Regions from separate parts of the Homo sapiens genome. Here region 2 is linked to region 1. The links are chromatin contacts, found by Hi-C or POLR2A ChIA-PET in ENCODE. All regions are on one chromosome and are shown on one strand. Each heading gives the region's core, a stretch centred on a gene start or an enhancer-like site at or near the end of the contact. The rest is flanking DNA. Distances are from core to core; before and after follow the strand shown.

Region 1 (2,514 bases), core at 7-2,506:
CTACCACACAGCCTTCTAAGATTAGACTCATTAGACTCTACTTTTTAAAAATAAGCAAAATAAAAACTGCAGATTTGAATGAAAAGTTTGATATATTCATGTGAAATGTATAAACACCACATACGAAGAAAAACATATCTAAAGACTAGCCAGGTAGAGTAGGAAAAAGGAAAGAAGCACGTGTACATCTTCTAAGATCTGGTGGGTTAGTTCCAAAGAAAAGGTGTATGGGCCGGCTTTATGTGGAAAGGAAAGGTGAGGATGACTTCAGGTCATCCTGGCAGGATGCCATGTGTTCGGTTTCGGTCTAACTAAAGTCAGCTTTAGTTAGAAACTGCTGAGACTGCTGAGGCAGACACTGCGCATCTCCAGCAAACTGAGCCACTAAGCTGCGGGCCTGGGCGAGGAGGTGACGCGCTTCTCCCCAAGTGACCTGAAGGCCCCGGCACCCTGGTCTGTTCTTACCATCGCACTTTGTTGCACATCTGGGTTGTCCTGAGAGGGGAGCCGGCAACCATGGGAACCTGGATGGGGCTGTGCTGCTTGTTCGTGACCAGATCCAGCTTTTCTTCTAAGGATTTACAAGTAGCCTCCAGGGCTTGCAATTTGGCTTCAATGCTATCCAACCGCAAGCAGATTGTCTGGTTGATGGAATACAGGAATGACTGGAAGTGAGAAAAGACCGGCTTTAGGAAGGGTCTCCTGAACTGTAAGAAGACAACCCCAAGAAACACCAAACAGCTATTTCCTGATCTCAACTCTATCTATTCAGACAGAACAATCCCCACACTGGAACTAGCTTCTGAGCTATGAGCCAGAAACATGTGAGTAACAAGTTCACATTTTACACACGAGTCACACGTCCTGTTTCAAATGTGATGATTTAGTCATGGTTTCACTTCTATGTGCAGTTGCAATTCTTGGTTAAGCCCATTTAATTTTAAAAATGTACTTTAATATGTTATTATTAATCAGTAAATTTACATATAAAACTAGTCAAATCTTCTCAACAATAAAAACAGATTACACCTAACATCGAAACAGCATAAAAGCCACAGGCCACGCACATTCACCTCACACCCCGCTGCCTAATCGGAAAAGGTGACGGGACCCCCTGTGGCCCTGACTTGGGATTTGGTCCTGAGGCTCCCGTGGGGCTCTTGAGCGGCAAGCTTGCCACCTAGTGGTTGGCAAAGCCGGGCTCCACGTCTGACCTTTCCGGCTGAGTCTCCTCCGGATTTCTAACTCCAAGTAACCACAGTGAGCAGTCACGTGCCGGACTCCAAACCCAAGAAACAGAAAACACACAAACCAGAAAGGGAAGAACTTCATTTCCCTAGCTGCCGTCCCATCCAGGAGCCACCATGAGCACACGTGGAAACGTGTTAATCACACAGGAATTGCACTGTGCAAAAGAGACACCCTCCACCAGGTCTCACCAGCAGACAGAAGGACACTCCTTCGGGTCTAGGGAGGGACAGGTTGGGGGAGTGCCCACCAGCCCTGCTTAGTACTCAGGAAGGCTGGCACCTGCCTTAAGAATCAACAGCTGAAAATAGCACAGAATTTGTGTTTTGTCTTTTCTCTCTCCTTTCCTGCCCATGACCTAAAGAGTGTGGGGTCCAAAGTGCACACATCAGAAGGAAGGGGGAGGTAGGCTCGGGACAGCAGGGGCGGCACTGTGGCAGCCACTGAGAGCTGGCCGTGGAGCTCGCAGCACAGGGGAGCGGGAGGCCGTCCCACACTGACGGGGGAGCGGGAGCCTGGCCCACATTGAAGCTGGAACCGCTTTCCCACTAACTGCAGCTGACCTACAACACTGCTTACACCCACTCTCCTTTCTGATCTCAAGGGAATCTGCAGAATATCAAAACTGCAGTGATATCCTACAACATGTAGCTGGCATGGAAACCTGGTGTACATAGTGGCAGGGACAGCACTGCAGGAGGGAAAATCCACATATTGCCCAACAACTCACCTTTTCTCAGGTCACCACCTCTCCTGGCAAGATTCACCACTGGGCACTGATATAGACAGGAGCTAAAGAAACCAACTGAAACTCACCCTCCCTGACTGACTACTCTCTGTTTAAGGCGCGTGTGAGAGAGGGAAGGAACCACGGCATCAGGTGGACCCAAGCCCACGTGATGACACTCAATCAGCTTATCTACAAAGGAGGCACGGTCCATGGCATGACAAACATGCATCGTCTTGAAAAGCAACAATAGGTGGCTGAATCCCTGAATGGCCACTGATAACCCCGCTATTTTCAACAACCAGAGAACATCAAATGTTTGGCTCTCAAATTCTTTAAACAGTACACCCATATTATTTTAATTCTGAATTACCAATGATTCTGCCTGGGGTTTTGGGAAAAATCACTCTTATATACCAATAAAACAACCTAGAGCCACGCACACGACTCTACGCAAGTCACATTCAACCGGGGGCCCACCCTCTTCTCAACAGTGGGACAAGGACAAAGGCAGGGCCACTTCCATGCCCACTTTATAT
Region 2 (2,514 bases), core at 10-2,509, 34 kb before region 1:
GCTATGGAGAACAGTTTGGCGGTTCCTCAAAAAGCTAAAAATTGAGCTACCATAGGATCCAGCAATCCCACTGCTTGGTATAGACCCAAAAGAAAGGAATCCATCTATCAAAGAGATGTCTGCAGTCCTGTGTTTACTGGAACTCCTGACCTCAAGGGATCCGCCCACCTCAGCCTCCCAAAGTGCTGGGATTCAGGCATCAGCCAACGCGCCTGGCTGGCACGCCTGTGTTTACTGCGGCACTCTTCACAGTAGCAAGATTTGGAAGCAACCTAAGTGCCTATCAATAGACAAACAGATAAAGAAAATGTGGCACGTACACAACGTAGTACTATTCAGCCACAAAAAAGAACGAGATCCTGTCATTGGAACAACGCGGATGGAACTGGAGGTCATTATGTTAAGTGAAATAATCAAGGGATGGAAAGAAAAACAACAGGTTTTCAGCCAGGCGCGGTGGCTCAAGCCTGTAATCCCAGCACTTTGGGAGGCCAAGGCAGGCGGATCACAAGGTCAGTAGATCAAGACTAGCCTGGCCAACATGGTGAAACCCCATCTCTACTAAAAATACAGAAATTAGCTGGGTGTGGTGGTGGGCGCCTGTAGTCTCAGCTACACAGGAGGCTGAAGCAGGAGGATCGCTTGAACCTGGGAGTCGGAGGTTGCAGTGAGCTGAGATGGCACCACTGCACTCCAGCCTGGTGACAGAGCGAGACTCCGTCTCAACAAACAAACAAACGAACAAAACAAACAAAAACACGTCTTCACTTATTCGTGGGAGCTAAAAATCAAAACGATTGAACTCATGGACATAGAGAGTGGAAGGAGGGTTACCAGAGGCTGGGAAGGGAAGTGGGGGGATGGTTAATGGGTACAAAAAAATAGAAGAAATGAATAAGACCTATTATTTGATAGTACAACGGGGTGAGCATAGTCAACAATAATTTGATTGTACATCTTAAAATAACTAAAATAAAATCACTGGCTTGTTTGTAACAGAAAGGATAAATGCTTGAGGGGATGGAGACCCCATTCTCTCTGATGTGATTGTTACACCTTGCATGCTTGTGTCAAAACATCTCATGTACCCCATGAATATATACATCTACGACATACCCACAAAAAAAGACTTTAGAAAAACAGCCCATTGCAGACTGGCCACTGCGGGGAGTGGTTTTAGTTCAAAAGCCCTTCCTCACGCTGGCCTCTTTGGCAGTGGCGTCACAGCCCCATTGCTGCAGGAAATGGTTTGACATGGGGCGGTGCGGGAGGGGCCCTGACAGTGGGGTTTAGGAAGCCACACCCGGCCCAGGTGCCTGGGGGCTGAAGAAAAGCAAGGGGCCTTCGACACTGACTGCAAGTGCCATGAGTGCCCGTCTGGGCCGCAGCGTCTTCATCTGTGAAGGGGGCTGGACCACAAGCTTCCTGAGCTTCCCTGCCACGGACACTGTGCCATCGCTGGCCCGGCTCTGCAGTTTCTAAGGTTTCCCAGTGCCTGTCCCGAGGCCCCACAGAGCCCGGCTGCAGACGCATGTCTCCAGCGAGGCTACACCCGGCCAAGCTGCACCTGCTGCCCTGGGCCCCTCGTGGAAATCCATTTGTTAGAGCCCACAAGCACCTGCCCAACCCGCACAGCACTCCCTGCGTTGGAGGCCATTTTTCTCCCCTCCCCACCTTCGATGGAAAAGGCATTTTTTGTCTAGAGAAGGCACTTTAAGACGAGTGGTTCTGAATGACCACGTTATGATTCTCACCTGCAGGACAGCAGCCCACGCTGGGAGGACATCTCTCCAATACAGTTCACACCGAGGCAGAGACAGGCCTGAAGTCAGGAGGCTGCACCAGGGCTGGGGAAGCTGCTCATGCCACGTGGGTGTGGAGGAGCAGGAGGGGAGCCTTGGGTATTTATTACTCACAGACACTGTAAGCAAACTGAATTGGAACAACCAGGCACTCAGCGACACCTGGGAGAGCCAGCCCCTGCCAGAGAAGACGGACGGAGACCGTGGTAGGCTAGGCAGCAGCCAGTTCAGTCCAGTGTGAGCGGGAGCAGAGTTCTCCAAGCGGACTGGCAGCGGACCACCTGCAACTTGTCAGCAATGTGGAGCCTCAGGGCCTGCCCCAGCCTCCTGAATCAGAAGCCCAGGAGGCAGCCCCCCGGGGGTCTGAACTCACCCTCCAGGGGGTTCTGATGGGTACTGGGGTGGGGCAGCCTCGGCCTGGGTGATTTGGGGAGGGGCAGTTGGACGTGTGTGTGACTCTGAAGCTGCTTCCAACTCTGAAGTGTTAATGATTTCATGCCTTTGTCTTCCTCATAGTATTTGCATTCTATACGTGAGGAGTGAGGGAAAAAGGAGTCACCAATGGTGAGGCCCAGGCATTCTGGTGCTAGGTTCTGGGTGGCTGTTTGCAGGAAGAGTTTTCTCGAATCGCCCACACAGACGGCCACCTAGCCTGACTCCTCCCGTGCCACCCACTCACATTTACTCAACTAACATTTGGTAAGAGTCCATC

Evidence for each region. A loop is a pair of places that touch in the nucleus more often than their neighbours do. ChIA-PET counts read pairs that join two places held with the same protein, here RNA polymerase II (POLR2A). Pooled maps may share reads with other maps.
Region 2: a loop to region 1 is called in a map of CD8-positive, alpha-beta T cell, with 6 times the contacts of the local background. The contact joins two enhancer-like sites. A Hi-C loop is called at or near these places in 6 of 168 maps with a recorded cell type or tissue (CD14-positive monocyte, CD8-positive, alpha-beta T cell, K562 and 2 more) and 9 of 50 pooled maps. POLR2A ChIA-PET finds 5 or more read pairs at or near these places in 1 of 52 experiments (A673).

The regions. Positions count from the first base shown.
Region 1 is chr16:29,114,278-29,116,791 of GRCh38, reverse strand. It overlaps the pseudogene RRN3P2. Among named protein-coding and RNA genes, the nearest start is that of LAT, 130 kb to the right of the region's middle. RefSeq lists an enhancer at 1,117-1,665. Within about 2 kb of position 1,256, at least 21 of the 41 ENCODE cell types and tissues checked have a DNase peak (open chromatin) inside an H3K27ac peak, as active enhancers do; they include CD14-positive monocyte, CD8-positive, alpha-beta T cell and natural killer cell, where a contact is called at or near this core.
Region 2 is chr16:29,147,881-29,150,394 of GRCh38, reverse strand. No RefSeq gene overlaps it. Among named protein-coding and RNA genes, the nearest start is that of LAT, 160 kb to the right of the region's middle. Within about 2 kb of position 1,259, at least 10 of the 41 ENCODE cell types and tissues checked have a DNase peak (open chromatin) inside an H3K27ac peak, as active enhancers do; they include CD14-positive monocyte, CD8-positive, alpha-beta T cell and natural killer cell, where a contact is called at or near this core.